Linked DNA regions of Homo sapiens: region 1 is linked to region 2. The links are chromatin loops, found by intact Hi-C in ENCODE. Cell type or tissue: Caco-2. All regions are shown on one strand. Links, peaks and the distances in the headings refer to the core of each region. The heading gives the core; the rest is flanking DNA. Region 1 has its middle 41 kb from the start of PPM1A. Region 2 holds the start of C14orf39 (chromosome 14 open reading frame 39).

Evidence for each region. A loop is a pair of places that touch in the nucleus more often than their neighbours do. Peaks named below come from ENCODE experiments on the same cell type or tissue, not always from the same donor. Only the 100,000 strongest peaks of a DNase experiment are listed, where the experiment ranks them.
Region 1: a loop joins it to region 2, with 5 times the contacts of the local background. A loop is called at or near these places in 5 of 110 quality-filtered maps.

Annotation. Positions count from the first base shown.
Region 1 is chr14:60,203,526-60,212,519 of GRCh38, forward strand. It overlaps the pseudogene RPL17P2. Among named protein-coding and RNA genes, the nearest start is that of PPM1A, 41 kb to the right of the region's middle. RefSeq lists an enhancer at 4,128-4,197. In Caco-2, for the core only: no CTCF peak of the experiment used is centred there; no DNase peak of the experiment used is centred there.
Region 2 is chr14:60,482,902-60,491,895 of GRCh38, forward strand. It overlaps C14orf39 (chromosome 14 open reading frame 39), which reads right to left and starts at 3,162. Exons shown (of 18, transcript NM_174978.3): 1 at 3,044-3,162; 2 at 2,129-2,185; 3 at 1,980-2,036; 4 at 790-916. The coding sequence starts at 2,177. In Caco-2, for the core only: no CTCF peak of the experiment used is centred there; no DNase peak of the experiment used is centred there.

The sequences.
Region 1 (8,994 bases), core at 562-8,561, 280 kb before region 2:
CAGAATTTTAATAATTGTACATATTAAAGTCTATTTAGCTGTTTCTTTATGGCTTCTCCTTTATTTTTAAGTGAAGTCTTTCCTTTCCTTGATAGCTGATTATAGTTATCTTTATACTCTATCCTTACTTTTCATCCTTTCATATTTTTATTTTGTTTTTACATTTAACCTTTATCCGCCTGTAACTTAGTTTGGTATAAATTATAAAAAACAGATTTGATGACTTTTCCAAATGTCTCACCATTTGTCTTACTACTATTTATTGGGTGGCTCAATTTTTCTTCCCAAATTTCAAATGTCAATCTTGCTAGTACTAAATTCATGTGTGTGTTTGGGGTTGCTTTTAGAGGTTTCTATTCTGTTCCATTGTTCTGTTTACTGTTACTACAGTCTCATTTTATTTCACTGATTGTACTGATAGGTGGTATAAAAGATAGTAATGCCTGGAAATGCAAGTCTTCATTTTATCATTGTTCTTTTTAAGTTTTCCTGACTATTCTCACTGGTATGTTTAACATATTTTTTGCTGACTTGAGCATCCAACAAAATATATATGTAGCTGTGACCTATACTTTCATTTCATCAACTGCTAATTGCACAAGGGACATCTATCGGGTGTTTACTTTGTGCCAGGCTCTGTTCTAAATGTTTTATATGCATCAACTCATTCAATGCTAGCAGCAACCCTGTAAGATCGATACCTTTATTGCTCATGTTTTATGAAAGAGGAAACGCAAGCATGGAGAGGCAAGGTTAATTTGCCCAAGGTCACACAGCTGGCGTGTGGCTAAACTAGCCGTTGCATGTAAATAAGACTGCCTGCCCACTCAACCCAGGCAATCTGATTTCAGAGCTCACTGCCTCTCAAACAGTATGGCAGGGGTTAATACTATCTTGATTCTTTGCTTTAAACTGGAGATACTGTAATTTAATAATCGTTTGATATGCCAAAATGACTACAAACACTGTTCAAATCAGCGTTTTACACACATTCTATAGCAATGTAATACTTTTCCTCTTTAAAGTATTGAAGGATGAAATTTTCTTCAAATTATACAATACTACTTAAAGTGTTAAATTCCAATAAAGGAGAAAAAAAAGGCAGCAAACTATTGCCAGAAGAGCCCTGGATTGAGCAACAGGGAAACAAAAGTTCTAGTCCTTGTTGTGTTGCTAATTAGCTTCCTGCCTCCACCCCCACACGGACACATACACCCACCCAAAATATTGTCCTTATTAGTCTGTAACCCTGGCTAAATTACAATATTACAGATTCATTCCTTCAGGTTAACTCTCTTTCTGAGATGTGACTAGCCCTGGTGACGTACTACTTGTCAGAGTATTGATTATTTGCCCTGTTTTGAGATTTTAATTCCTCTTAATCAGGAACATTGCCCTGACAAGATAGGAGTTGTCATGGTTCAACAGGGAGCCAGGAATAGAAAGCAATGTTATTCTGGAGGCTGAAAGGCTGTGAGAGGTATGTGTGGTGAGGGACCACAGCTGACAGAAACAGGCTATGGGGAGTAGCTTGGGTATCTCAGGTGACAGAGAGTGGTGAGAGGGGAAGCTGAGAGGAGGAAGATGGTCCTGTGGAGGGAATGTGGGTAGAGCCTCCTCTACTTGAAGTTTTCCCAGCGCTGGTGCTGGGCGCAGCCAAGGATTCTAAAAGAAGGCCTTCCTCTGGGGATCAGGAAGGGAGAGGGAATATGAAAAGAGTCTGCCCTCTTGACATTGACCCAGAGTCTCCACGAGTCATTGGAAAAGATGCATGAGAAGCTGCATCTAAGGGCATGCAAACATATACACACAACACCATAAAAGGAGAAAGCTTTTTAGGCTTTCTTCAACTCATCAGGCTTGTGAATTTCTTTAATAAAAATCTCGGAACATCATGGCTCTACCAAACCTTTGCCTATTCGTCATTGCCACAGTGATACTGACTTTTGAATTCCAGTACCAGGGGAAAAAGATGTGTGTGTGGTGGGGGGAGGAGGGAAATAGTATCACCTTTTATGTAAATTCTTACTTGCTCATACAAATACTTTCTTTTTTTTTGTTTTATGGGGGTGTGGGTGGAAAAGTTTCAGTGTTTTTGCTGATTATAGAAGCAGTGAATGCTTACTCTAAAAAAAAAAATCAATGACACAAAGAAGAGAAATTCTGTCACCCTACCACATTGTAGTGTGTCTCTTCCAGATTTTTTTTCAAATTGGATCACACTGTTCTGCAATTGGCATTTTAACTTAACATATACAATAACTGTAGCATTCCATCTCATCTATTACTGTCCATAGTATTCCATTATATGTATGTACCATAATTTATTCAACAAACCAAGCTGATAAACATTTAGGTCATGATAATTTTTTATTATATATCATCCTTGTATTAATTGTTCCCAATGTATCATAATTTCCTAAGGGAAGAGGAACTAAATGACACATGTATAAAATTTTACTATACATTTTCCTATTTCTACAGTTTGTTTATATCTTTTTTCATGTCTTTTGCTGGTATCCAGCTCTTTTGTAGAAACCTCTTAAATTTGTCCTTTGTTCTTTGTTCCACTTCACAATTGGTAGAACACGGGTCAATAGGGAGCTCAAAGGTTCTCAAATTTGGGGCATCGTGTAATCTTTAGATCTTAAAGAAATCTTTCTAGGAGTAGCAGACATCAAGCTACTGGCAAATGAAAATTCTATGTGAAAAGACTACCTCAACAAAGGAGTGAAGTTCTATGTCCTCGGTGTTCTGTCATATAATTACATTTTCATTATGATTGTTCTGGTAAAAATGAGTCAGGGAGAAAAGTGTACCGTTTTAGGCTTGATTACCTAGGATCACATGAGAGTACCTGGGAAGGAGTTGCTGAGACCAATGACTACCCTTTGAACCAAACAATATATATGAAGATCAAAGTTTGGGTGTAATCTCTTCCGGGGCCACTTGGCTGCATTTTTCTTCCTCAGCACATATTGTTCCCTGCCAGAATTAATACATGAGAGCTGAGATTATAAGAAGCCCAACCAAGACCACGTGCATGACATCAGGGCAGATCTATTGGCACCAGTCAAAGAGCAGAGCACAACGTCCGAGCAGATTAGAACACATTACACTTAGTTCGTAGACTGCAGGCTGCACTGAGAATCGGGCCATAGTGACTATTGGAAGATCAATAGGAGAAGAAATAAAAAGAAAGAAAGAAATAGAAAATGTGCCGAGTCAGGGCAGGAGGGTCTTTCAAATCTCCCAAACTGGGGTCATGGTCATCCATGACAAGGTTGGGGTGTCGCTGCTGAAGAAAGCACAAATTCAACTGATGGGAACTCAATAAAATACGTGCCCAGCATCGACTGAGTCTTTTCTCTTCCTCAGCTGACCTTGTGCTTATATTCTGTGGACTTTCCACAGAATTCCTGTCAGGGACTTTCTTAAACCTCCTCCAACCCCCATTGACGCTCCAAATCTGCGCATCTTTGTGTTCTTGTTCTCTCTCTCTCTCTCCCCTTCCCCTGTTTCTCTTTTCTCTTGCTTCTTCCCTTTCCTTCCTTCATTCCCCTCATCCCAGTTGCTGGAAATCCATTGGCAAATGAGACCTATATTACTTCTTTCTTTGAATGTCTTCTCTGTTGCCTACAAACTCTCTGAAGTATTTCTTCCTTCAACTATTTTCTAATTAAAACTGTCTTAGTATCTACTCACCTTATCACTCTTGTTTCTCAGTGAGGTTTCAAAGATTAGAAAGTGGCTAGAGTGTATGTGTATGAGTGTGTGTGTGAGAGAGAGAGAGAATGAATTCGTGTGTGCATAGGAACCATTGGCTTTACGCAATATAGATGGGAACTTCCCTATGACTTGAAATGGGACCTTAGGCTCTAGGGCAGGGTTTCTCAACCCTAGCTGCTCATTAGAATCACTAGAGCAGTTTTTAAAAATCCCCATGCTCAGACAGAATCCCACACCAATTAAATCAGAATCTCTGGGTGTGGGACCTGGAATCATTCCTTTTTAACAGCTCCATAGCAATTCCAAGGTGCAGGCAAGTTGAAACCCTCTTCTCTAGGAGAAGTTAATGTATTAGTTAACCTGCTAGAATTAATGACCTCTCACTCATTGTTATCATTATCAGGTGGGAGCCTTGATGGTTTATGCCAAAGCCCCCACCAATAGAAATGTGGCAAAATTCTGACACTGCTGGATCTGAACCAGTGGCTTTCTCAGCCCCAGGTAAAGCATCTTGCCAGCGTAAACCTAATTCTGTTAGATAACTGGATTTTACCGCCGGTGCTGTGAACAGCTCATTCCCTGCTAAAGTGGAAAAGGTCTCGTGTCACAGAAGTTACATGGAACCCTTGGGCTATCAGGGCTCTCCACTGTCCAGATTCTTGTGTCACACTTGTGTGTGTGCACACATGTGTGTGTGTGCTTGCGTGTATGTGTGTGTGTGTGTTTTCATGTCCTTTCTTTTCAAAGTGGTTATTACCAAATTTGACCCAAAAAAGAAAGAGGTGATGGAGTGTGGCCATATAGTCTTGTCTGTTTCTATTTGCCTTAATAATTTTTTGACGGCATCATGTCACTTAATAGGCACTTATTTTCTAAGCTATATAGATATTATCTTGCTCAATTTCAACACTTCTATGAGATAAGTATCATTTCCATTCTACAGTTGAGAAAACTAAGGAGCCTGGAGATTAAACTTGCCTGAAGGCAAACAGCTAAAAAGTGATAGAACCAGAATTTGAATTCAAGTTGATCTGACTTCAAAGTCCAAGCTTTTAGACACATTATACTGACTGTTAGAGTATTTTTTGTGACCATCCATATGCCCTTTATCCAATAGCAAGTATTAGTAAAATGTGCTTTTTACCTTAAGGAATTCCAGATTTATTTTTACTGATCAGACCCGTAATTATGGGTCATGGATCTCCACAAATGCACAGTGGTCAAGGTTGCTAAGGTAATGCTATGCCCAAGTTGAGTGCCTAATAAATGTTTGCTGAAGGATGGATGGATGGATGGATGGATGGATGGATGGATGGATGAATGGATAAGTCAATGCCAGAGTGGACAAATAAATGAATGAGGTATCTAATGATAATCTACATTATCTTCCCCATTAGATTAGGCTCCTTAAAGGGAGGGGATAGGTCTTGTTAACTACTGCATCTGTGCCTAACATAGTGCCTGACACTTACCAGGTGTTCATGTAAGTATAGAAAGCAGTGGAAAAATAAATAGCAGTACAGGCCACTGGACCAAAAATTACTCTGTTGATAGAATTTGAAGCAAATAAATTGTATCTCAATATCTTTCCATAGAGTAAGAAGGCCTAAATTCGGGAAAATAAGGATACCAAAGAGGTAGCTGAAAACTGAAAAATGTGGGAAATTCTTCATGTAGTCTCTAAAAGCAAGAATCTATACATTTCCCTATATTTGGAAAATACAAATTTTAAAATATATTTTCCAGTTTGATTGTATTTCTCAGTGTTGTGTATGCAAAGTTTCAGGGTTATACCCACCCACACATGAGAGCTATAATCACAGTGTACTTCATGTGTAGAAAGGAAAGTGGTATTCTCTCAGCACGAAGAGCTTTGAAATCTAATAAGCACCATACCCCTCAGGGTTGAGAAGTAGAACTGTTCTGTTTGTTGTTCTCCAGAGCCACTTTCAGACATTCCTCCTCATTCCATTTTCTCATAAAAACCTCTTCTCCTTTTAGGCTTGCACTGTATGGACTACACCACGCCCCACCCACCATGGAATAACAAATTGCCGATCTCCCTTTTGCTTCCTACTCAAATTCACTGAAGAGCCTGACTGACAGCCATCTTCTCTACATGGCTCCTGCTATTACCCTTGAATTTCATCCATTAGCCTTGCATCTCAGTTACCTACCCTCCTAATTCCTGATGATCTCCATTCCTGCACAGCTACCCATGGCCATGGTCACCCCCTTGTGCTTTTCACCCCCAAAAATTCATCACATTACAACCCAAAGGCATTTTTTTGTTAAATTTATGGACCACAAGTGCAATATTGTTACATGCATAGATTGCATAGTGGTGAAGTCAGGGCCTTTAGGTATCCATCACCCAATTCACATAAATTGTACCCATTAGGGAATTTCTCATTATTCATCTTCCTCCCACTGCGTTTCTCTTCTGAGTCTCCACTGTCTATCATTCCACACTCTAAGTCCATGTGTAAACATTATTTAGCTCCCACATATGAGTGAGAGCAGGTGATATTTATTATTCTGTGTCTTACTTGTTTCACTGAAGATAATGGTGGCAAGAATGTACACTGGGAAAAGAACATCCTTTTCACTAAATGGTGCTGGTAAAATTGGATTCCAGTATGTAGAAGAATGAAATTGGACCCCCATCTCTCACCAAATAAAAAAAAATCAGCTCAAGATAGGTTAAAAACTTAAATGTAAGACCTGAAACTTTAATAATATTAGAAGAATAACTACAGGAAACTCTTCTGGACATTAGTCTAGTCAAAGAATTCATGACTAAGACCTCAAAAGCACAGGCAACAAAAACAAAAATAGGCAGATGGGACTTACACTAAAAAGTTTAAGTTTCTTCTGCACAGCAAAAGAAATAATCAACAAAGTGAACAGACAACTTGCAGAATGGGAGAAAATATTTGAAAACTATGCATCTGACAGGGGACTAACATCCAGAATTTACAAGGAACTCAAACAACTCAACAACAAAAAATACAAATAATTCCATTAAAAGGCAGGCAAAGGGCATGAACAGACATTTTTAAAACAAATCATAAATTCGAACATCCCATTTGTCATTGTAATAGTCTGTCTTCATGCTGCTGATAAAGACATACCCGAGACTGGGTAATTTATGAAGAAAAAGAAGTTTAATGGACTCACAGTTCCACAAGGCTGGGGAGGCCTCACAATCACAGTGGAAGGCAAAGAGGAGCAGTCACGTCTCACATGGCAGCAGGCAAGAGAGAATAATGAGAGCCAAGCGAAAGGGTAAATCCCTTATAAAATCATGAGATCTTGTAAGAGTTATTCACTACCAGGAGAACAGTGTGGGGGAAACCACCCCCATGATTCAATGATCTCCCACAGGGTCCCTCCCACAACATGTGGGAATTATGGGAGCTACAATTCAAGATGAAATTTGGGTGTGGACACAGCCAAACCATATCAGTCATCCATTATCTCTTCCTTCCAGCTTTCCTGCTTAGCTTCATTAGATTTTTTTTTCTTTTTTTGAGAGAGGGTCTCACTTTGTTGCCCAGGGTAGAGTGCAGTAATGTCATCATGGCTCACTGCAATCTGCAATCTCGAACTCCTGGGCTCCAGCTATCCTCCCCACTCAGCCTCACAAGCAACAGGTGCATGCCATCATGCCTAGCTAATTTTTTTTTTTTTTTTTTTTGGGGGGTAGAGATGGAGGTATTGCTATAATTCTCAAGCTGGTTTTAAACTCCTGAGCTCAAATGATCTTCCTGCCTCAGCCTCCCAAAGTGATAGGATTACAGGCATGAGCCACTGTGCCTGGGTCAGGCTTTTTGATCTATGATCCTTTCCACATTTTTGCCATCATGCCCTTTTGCCTTCCCTTCTCCCACACCAGCTTAGATTCCTGAGCCCATCATTACAATCATCCTATCGCAAATATGCTAGGCTTAATTGGCTTTTTCTCCTTTCATAGCATCTGCCTACAGAACCCCCAGTCCTCCCCTGTGTCAATGCCTAAGCAGCTGAGCGTGGCCGTAAAAATCACAAAACCAATCCAGATTTGTATCACAATAAAATCTTAATTATAGATATCAGCAGGTGGTCTACATAGCCCAGCAATCTTACCTTTGTTCTCTAGAAAGCTTGAGCTCCCATTCTCTGCCACTGCTGTTTCTCTGACTCACTCTCAGAAGACTACCTATTGCAGATATTGTAGAATTGTCTTTGTTTACAGAATCCTAATTTTATTTGAGTGATGCAGAATGAAGTTTGGGCTAAACCAGCAGTTTTTAACCTGTGTTATGTGAACTCCCAGTGGAACACAAAGACTTTCCAAGGGAATATGGGCAGAGATACTCAACTACCTTTTGCAAAATTTAAAACAATTTTGTACATTTTTATAAACCTATCCACCTGAAAATGCACCTGCCAGTTTTTGGTTCTTATCTTCCTTTTCACAATTACCCTTTTCCACCTTACAGAAGAAATTCATACATTTCTCCCTTCTTAAATCTTACTGTGGTGCATTGTACATTAAAGCTCTGATGTACTTAATCAAGGGAGTGTGTGTGTGTGTGTATGTGTGCGTGTGTGTGTGTGTGTGTGTGTGTGTGTATGACAGGGTCTCACTCTGTCACCCAGGCTGGAGTGCAATGACGTGATCTTGGCTCACTGCAGCCTCGACCTTCTGGGCTCAAGCAATGTTTCCACCTCAGCCTCCTGAGTAGCTGGGATCACAGGCATGTGTCGCCAGGCCTGGCTTATTGTTTGTATTTTTTGTATACATAGGGTTTCCCATGTTGCTCAGGCTGGTCTCGAACTCCCGAGTGCAGGTGATCTGCCCGCCTGAGCCTCCCAAAGTGTTGGGATGACAGACATGAGCCACTGCATTTGGCCTAAATCAAGGGATTTTTCTAACTATTGATAGCAGAGAAGAATTTTGAAAGTTAGGCAACTCCTCACATATTTTTAAATCAACATCTAACCACTTTTATCAGAAGTTTGAATGGTTAATAAAAAGGTAATTACTGATAAAATTGAAATTACTATTAAATAATAAAACTCTTGTACCACTCTTTCAAATGTAGCTAGTAGAACACAAATACTGTAGTGATTTAATACCTACTGTTATTCATTTAAAAAATAAACAGGTTCTTCTTTAATAATTGGACACTTCACTCATTATTTTTCTTCTTGAACAATTTGTTTCAGTAAGGATCATCTCGATGTGGCAGGGAGAGCTCATGTATGAGTTAATCTGAC
Region 2 (8,994 bases), core at 286-8,285:
GTGTGTGTGGTGTGCATAATAATGATGTTGACTCTTCAAGATCTAAAAGGATGTGAGTCATTACCTATGCAGAGGATGACAGGGTAGGGGACGGGAACTGCAAGCAGGGAAAAACTATTTGCACCATATATGTGTATATTGCTTGAACATTTGTATTTGGTATATGTTACTTTTATAATTTCTTAAAACCAGTGGGAAAAAACTAATGGGGGAAAAACAAAAAAGGCTTATTAAAATTTTGAATAACAAAATATTTCAAAACAAATATGATCCTAAAATACAGTACTTACTACAATGTCCATATAAAACTAAGTACAGAAAATTTATATTTGTAATAAGTCTTTGTTGTTTTTATGTATTTGTTTCAAAATGTCTAGAGTTAACTAGTAGAATCCAGAACCTGAAGCCATGTTGAAAGAATTCTTAACGTATTAAATATTTTTATTTTGAAAAACTTCAGGCCGTATTCCCTCACACAAAAATAAGATCTTGAAAATTCAAAAATGGAAATTGTTTCAAATATATTTAATAGGAATTTTATATACTGAGCTTATTCAAAAGTTTATAGTTAGATTAAGTGGATCTGAATTAGTGAGCTCTTATAGCTGTTTAGTTCTATTTCTCTTCTGATCCTCCTATAATCCCTTTACATAGTGGCATAACAAGGCACATTAAGACTTGATTCATTAGCTAATACAGAATACTACTTTGAAGGAAGTATCTTCAACTGTAAACTCAAAAACCCTAAATAAAAGAATGCAATGAAAATTGATTCTTTCAAATACTCACTTTCTACAGTTGTCTTTAATCTCCTCACTATGTTTACAGTAATGATCAATTTCCTCATCTGTTGCATTTATAGTTTCGTGTATCCTACAAATAGTTACTTTGTTTTCCTTAATATCTTCACAGCATTCTACAAAGAGAAAATGTTTATTTTCTTAATGTAGAAATAATAAGTTCAAAATAAACAAATAGAGAAAAAAAATGGGTATGGCAGCTTACCTAAAAGGAAGAGAGCCAGAGAATGGAGAGGAAACGAGGCTTGAGATGGGTGGGACCGTATACTAAAATGCAGAGAACCAGGGCCAGGCCTGATCCTAGAGCCAGAAGCTAAGAAGATTTTCAGTTTGGGAATGATGAAAAAATAAATGTCCCTTGTACCTCATCTTTAACATAAAAGGGCTAGATTCAGTGATATCTAAGGTCAATCGTATCTTAAGATGCTATGAATTCTTGCAAACATTTATTCGTTAATGACACTAATAGAAGCCTTCTGTTTTTGACAAATGTGAAATTTCTATTCATCAATTCTATGTCAATTATTAAACGCACTTTCAACTCACTTATTTCTGTTACTAGTGATTAAATAGAAGATAAAATGGACATAATTTCTTAAAAAGATTAAAATAAATTCTTAATATTCTGTATTCTTTTTTGATTGCAGAAAATATAACCAAACTCTACCTTTTCAGAACGATGAAGAAATTTAGAACTCTATTTTTTATAGTTGTTTTGTTGGATCTTAAAATACTATACAGTATTTGTGTGATTTGCCTTGCTATTTCTCTGATAACATTATTTTTCAGAATTATTATTCCTGAAAATGTGGCATCTATCGATTTTGATCCCTGATTTCTGGTGGTTTCTATAAAGATAAAAAAAATTTCACTCAACTATTTGAAATAACTTGTTATTAGAGAAAAATAACATCTTTTCCACTGCACCTAAGGGGTCATTTCTACTTAAGACAAAATTCTTCATAAAATAATTAAATGCTGAATATAGAAGTTTATTATCAAACAACTATAGTTAAGTCACATCTATTTCGTCTAGGGTAAATAGTTTATTTGTCGCTAGAGAGAACTGACACAAAAGTTATAACGCCAACAATAAGTTGCCCTAAACAGAGCAATTGTATGTTATATGCCATAAGGAATTAAAAGACTAAAATATCTTGATCATGCAAAGCTACTTACTATTAATTCTTTGAATCATCTCTTCTTTAGTACTTATGTCTTGCTCATACTGGAAGACTAAAATAAATAATTATCTTGTGACTTCAATTCATTGTTAAAATATCAAATGATCATACAAAAAGCTACCTATTTTTTCACTTTATACCTACCAAATTCTAGCAAAAGTCTGTCCAAACTGACAAACAGGCTGTCATTCATCTTGGATACTATGTTAAATGAAAAAAAAAATTATAAGATTTTCTGAAGTCGTATGCAAAACAGGATATATTTCGTAACGACCTTTTCAATATAGCATTCTTCACAGGAACATGTGGGCAGAGCCAGAACTGGAAGACGAGAGGCCCCCTTGAGCCCATGGCGACATTCCCAGCCCCTTCCCGGGCCAAGCCCAACGAGCGCTTCAGAAATCGTTGTTGAGTCGGGGCACGACTTGAAGTTTTGGGGATGGGGTGGGAAGCACCCGCATAACCGCTTATGCGTGGGATTGCAACAAGCATCCGGATCTTCCAGGGTTCACGGACACCCAGATTTCTCCACAGGATATGCCCTTTAAAGTAAACGCTCTGAATATGTCCCTTGGTGGCGTGTGTACAACCACGTGTAGCAAAATTCTAACGAAAGCCCTTCCCCAACACCCGGGTAAACCTAGAGAAACAGTGCGATTTCGCATTTACGAATTTACCACGAAGAATAAAAAAATTGGAGGTTTTCACAGAACAGCCAATTCGCATTACGGCATACGCCTGAGGCGGGGTTCCTGTCTACCGTGCCCCTCAGAGCCCAGGAACCACAGCCCGTGCGCCTCCCGCAGTGGGAGTTCGCCGGCCGACTCCCACCCTCACAGCCTCCTGTCCTGGCTTCCCCTCGCCCGAGGCTGCAACACCGCATCCCCCCCATCCCCCGCCGCGCCCTCAGCCTCGGGCCGCACCAACCCAGGGGATAAGGCGACTCCGGTCGCTCTGAGGGGCAGGGCCAGCCAGCCCCCTCCCACCCACGCACACGCTCCCCCTCAGAGCCGCCGGCCCAGAGAAAAACCGCCACATGCAGCTCCCTTCCACACGCACCTAAACAGCTCCTCTGGACCCGAACGCCCACACCCTCCCTCCCTGGGGTCCCAAACTCCACTCAGGACGCCACAGCGGATCCTAACTACAAACGGTCCCCGGAGCCCTGGGCTGGACTCGCTCAGCCCCGCCCCCACGCCCCTGGTACCAGCCCTGAGAGACCCCGCGGAGCACGCCGCGGGAGCCGCAGATCGCGCTGAAGAGCAGCGAGATCGCGCTCTGGACGAGACCTGCGCGGCTGCAACCGCTCCTTCTTCGCGGGTGGAAGCGCGGAATAAGCCCCGTAAAACCACAGAAGTGGGTGCTGGAGTTAGAGGACCCTCAAAGAAGTAGAGACCTGTCAGAGACTCTCCTGTTTTCTTGAAGACAAGTGTTTTTTAAAGCCTATTTATTCCTCTTGTAACAAGTTTTTAAAAATATTTTGGAGTACAACAATAAAATTGATATTAACTTTTAACAAGAGTAAAAAATACTCAATTCAATAATCAAAATTCAATTCTGAATTCAGCATTTTTCAAAACATCTTAAAAAGCAAGCACAACTCAAATACATATTAGTTGAATGGACATTTTGAGACTGACTCATTTGCTCAGTTTCAAATAAAGTACATTTTCTGCCCAAAATGCTGTCTTTAGGTAATTTATGCTCTTAGGCTTTGTCTGCCTATCCAAAGTGAAATAAAGAGTGTAAACAAAATCATTAAGCAGTTCAGTCCTCCAAAGTGCCTCAATCCTTTGTATATTTCTCGTAGAAATGTTTTTAACCGTAAATGATCACAATAATTGTCTCAAGTCACCAAAACCTAAGCTGTTTCACGGAATATTTAAGTGAAAAAGAAGGTTTCAGAAGTTTTTCTTCCTTAAGTGCCTCAGATCAGATATGCATAACCAATTTTATTATAGTGTGCTGTCATATTGCTCACTAGTTGGTATTAATATTCAACAAAACTAACATGTTTTGATAATGTAACAATTTAGCAGATTTATTCTTTTGTGTGTGTGTGAAAAATCTTTTACTTAGTTTTTCCAGCTTTATTGAGGCATAATTGACAAATAAAAATTGTATTTACCACGTACATGATATTTGGACGTATACATACATTGTGAAATGATCACCACGATCAAGTTAATTTGTATAACACATCCATCACCTCATATAATCATTTTTGGGTGTGTGTGGTGAGAACCTTTAAGATCTACTCTCTTAGCAAGTTTCAAGGACACAATACAGTATTATTAACTATAGTCACCATGCTGTACATTAGATCTCCAGAACTTATTCAATCTGCCTAACTGAAACTTCGTACCCTTTGACCAACATATTTCCTCATTCCCACCTCCTCCCTCCCCCAGCCACTGGCAACCACCATTCTACTCTCTGCTTCTATGGGCTCAGCTTTTTCAGATTCCACCTACAAGTGAAGTCATATAGTATTTGTCTTTCTGTGCCTGACTTACTTCAATTAGCATAATGTCCCACAGGCTCATCCATCATCCATGTGGTCACAAATGACAAGATTCCTTCTCTGTTAAAGCTGAATAAAAGTCCGTGTGTGTGTGTGTGTGTGTGTTTATCCATTCATTGACAAATGAATGGATAGGTTGAGTATATATCTTGGCTATTGTGAATAATGTTGCAGTGAACATGAGAGCACAGACATCTGTTCCACAAAGTGATTTTATATTCTTTGGATATGTATTCAAAAGTGGGATTGCTGGGTCTTATGATAGTTCTATTTTTAAATTTTGAGAAGTCTCTTCACTGTTTCCCTAATGGCGGTACCCATTTGCATTCCCGCAAAGAGTGTACAACTTTTCCTTTTTTCCATATCCTTGTCAACACTTGTTGCCTTTTTTATCATAGTCATTCTAACAGGTGTGACGTATCCTATTGTGGTTTTGATTTGCATTTCGCTATGATTATTGACGTTCAGCATTTCTTTATATATCTGTTGGCGATTTGCACATCTTCTTTTGAGCAATGTCTATTCAGGTCCTTTGCCCATTTTTAATCAGATTGTTTGTTTTCTTGCTTAGTTGAGTTCCTTATTTAGATATTAACCCAAATTTACTCTTATTACATTTGTTTATATTTATTAACTACTTCTTTTTAGGAAAACATAGGAAAGCAAATATAAAGTGTAAATCTATTTTGTCTTACTGGCACTACATTGCTATGACTGTCAAGAAAATTTAGTAGGTAAAAAGTTAGTCTACTTCAATTTAACACTAGATTTTCTTATGAAAATTTGTAGAAATCTAGAAACACCACCTTACTGAGATCTGAAAATCAATTTATTTGCATTTAAATTCACATCTATACATATCCTAATTACCCTCATAAAAATATACCTAAGTTCTACCAACACCACTACCATCTATCTTATTCCATTCCAAAATTTTCTTCTGGAAAAGCAATGAAGATGCTCCATCTACTGGAGAGTTTTAAATAAATTTTATTTCCCTCTCTCCCTATTCCCTCTCACTCCAGTGAATTACAGTGCTCCATTTGAAAAATTATAGAACTTTGACTCAGATAAACATTTATCTTAACAAATCATTTTCTGGGAAAGTACTCCCACAAGATAAAATTTTCCTTATCTATTATTGACACCTTTGCCTCTTGATCCATAATCAACAATCTGAAGAAATCCATTACTTAAACCTGCTGCTCATTCTAATTGCACGGTATTCCTTTTCTTCCTTTTATTGCTTAATTTATCTAATAGGAAGCTTGTGTTTCCTACCTACAATTCCTCTCCACTCATTTCCTAATTGACCTTTTCAATTTAACTACTATCTCCATCACATTTAACTACTTTCTCAGGTAATCAAGACAACATTTTAATTCCAAATCTTATGGTCTTTTCTCAGTCTTATCCTCCTCCCTTCCTTTTTTTCTTACTCTCTTCCATACTTGGTTCCATTTAAACTCTCTGCAATCCTGACTTCCAAGACACTACTCTCTTCTGGTTCTCCCACCTCTCCTATCTGCCCCTCAGATTTCATCTTCTATTTCTTTCCCCCTCACCATCACCATGGACTCTAACCAAGATTTTTTTCCTTAACTCTACCCTTTTCTTTTTTGGGGGTCATGCATCCATAGTAACTTCAATTATCACACCTGTGCTTATGAGTCCCAAATCTTTACTTCCAGTCCTATCCTATTATCAGGGAGTTATCCAAATATTTATCTTTATATGCTTTCCATCAATCTTGATTTAACCTGATCTAAATCCAAAGTCATCTCCCATAAATAATTATTCACAAAGTCTTGCTGATTTTTTCTTTGATATTTTCTTTGTATGCATCCAGTCAACTCTATAAACAATCTTTGCAGTCAGGCAGATATGGATTTAACTTCTGGATCTGTCATTTGTTAAGTCAAAACTTTGGGCAAGTTTCTAATCCAAGCTTTCGTTTCCTCACATATAAAGTGGAAATTGTAATAACTCCAACATCATGGAATAGTTATGAAGATTAAATAAAATAATTTCTATAAAGCCCCTAATATAATGCCCAGCACATAGTATATAGAAAATATAGAAGACATTGGAATGAAACTTCTTCAAATTCCAGCTATCAAACATATGATCCTACTTAAATCTTCATTAATCTATCCTCCTTCTGTTCTGTTACAATAGTGGAACTCTCTCTCCTCTTACCTAAAGCCAATTCCTCCACCTGTATTTGAGTACCATCTCCTCTTACCTCCTCAGAAGCGTTAAAATATCAAATATGCCTTTTCTCTTATGTGTATTCAATCTCTTCCATTTAATTGGATCCCTCTCATCAGCTTTAAACATGGTCAAGTCTATACCAGAAAATGAAAGAGAGAGAATCTTCCCTAGACATTAAAGGTTTTATGAGTCAACATCATATTTCTCTCACAGCCAACCTGATTTCTAAACAGTTGTCTAAACTCACAGTCTCCCTCCTCTTTTCTTACTCCAATCTGCCTTCCAATGCCATTATGCCATAAAATTTGTTCTAAGATGACAATGACCTCATGACACTGAATCCAATGAACATGTTTCAGTCATTAACTGACCTGACCTCTGCATTATCACTTTTCCTTCTTAAAACACCGCAGTAGCTGCATGATTTTTCTCCCATCTCTCATAATTTTCTCTATCTTCTCTTTCAGCCTCCTCTCCTTCCACTCAGCCATTAAATGTTGTAAATCTCAGATTCAGTCCTAGGCCTTTTTTCATCTGTACTCCATGTGCATGGTTTCTAATGCAACCACTATACAGGTGACTCACAATGTGTATCTCTAGCCTAGACCTCTAGTATCAATCCAAGTCAGTAATTGCAAACAACAGAAATTAATTCTGGCTGATTTAAGCAAAGGTGAAATTTGTTTGAAGAATACTGGGACCAGGCATGGTGGCTCACACCTGTAATCCCAGGACTTTGGGAGGTCAGGGCACAAGGATTGCTTGAGCCCAGGAGTTCAAGACCAGCCTGGGAAACACAGAGAAAACCCATCTCTATAAATAAATAAATGAATAAATAAATAAATAAATAAATAAATAAATAAATAGGTGCACACCTGTAGTCCTAACTACTTGGGAGGCTGGGGCGGGAAGATCACTTGAGCCCAGGAATTCAAGGCTGTGGCGAGCTATGATCGCACCACTGCACTCCAGCTTAGGCAACAGAATAAGATCCTGCCTCTAAAAAATAATAATAAAGTAAAAAATTTTAAAAATGTTACTGTGTAACACAAAACTCCCCAGAATAGCTAGAGAACCAGACTCATGTGCTATACAGCAAGAAGCAAAAACCAAACTCATACCACAGATTTGGTAGTCGAGACACCATCACTACAACCAAGCACTGAGGACTGCAGCTCACATCACTATCATGAGCACTACCACAACTGCCCTACAAACTCTATCTTACTTTAACTGTCACCTATTAACAGATAGGATTCTTTCTAGGGCACACTTGCTGGTGTCACTCATTCCAATTCAAAATCTTGGGTAGATATATTTCATTAAAGAAGCCTATGACACATAAATCTCTTCTTCCTCCCAGACTGTTAGGGTAAAATACTTTCCAAACATAAGAATTGGATTTAAATGCTGGGCAGTCAAAAGGAAAAGCAACTGTTCATGACACCTATCCTGAGTTCCAGACCCACGTATCTAATTGCTGACGTGATAAGCTATCTTAGTCCATCCTGCACTATAACAAAACACCACTACCTAGATAATTCATAAATAATAGAAATTTATTTCTCACAGTTTTTGAGGTCAGTAAGTCCAACACTGAGGCACTGGCAGATTCAGTGTCTGGTAAGGGCACACTCTTTGCTTCCAAAATGGTGTCTTGTTGCTGTCCTCCGGAGAGGACAAATGCTATGTCCCAACATGGTGAAGAGGACAAAGTCTTTCCCTCAAGCCCTTTTATAGGCACTAATACTAAGCCCTCATCACGCCTCTTAATACTATTACATTAGGGATTAAGTTTCAACATGAATTGTGGAGGGACACAAACATTCAAACCACAGCACAAGCTCAAACACAGCTCATGTATTTCCCCCACTAATGCTGACCTCCTTCATCCTTTTCATTAATGAGACCAGAATCTATTTGTGCATACCAGAAACCTAGACCGTGACAACCTTCCTCTCCTATCATCCCCCACATCAAATCCATCATAAATCCTACCAATTTTTCCTCTTAAATATCTTCCATCCATTTTTCTCTATTTCAGCTGCCGCCATCTAAATTCATTCTCTCACCTGGATTATTGTACTAACTTCCAAACTGGTTTTGCCACATATCTACTCTAGCCCTCTTGCCCATTCTCTCTCCATCCTGTGACAGAGCAATTCTTAAATGTAAATATTCTCTCTCTCTTTTTCTCTCTCTCTCTCTCTCTCACACACACACACATCCCTATGTTAAAGCATGTTAATGACTTCCTATCATTCTAAGAATA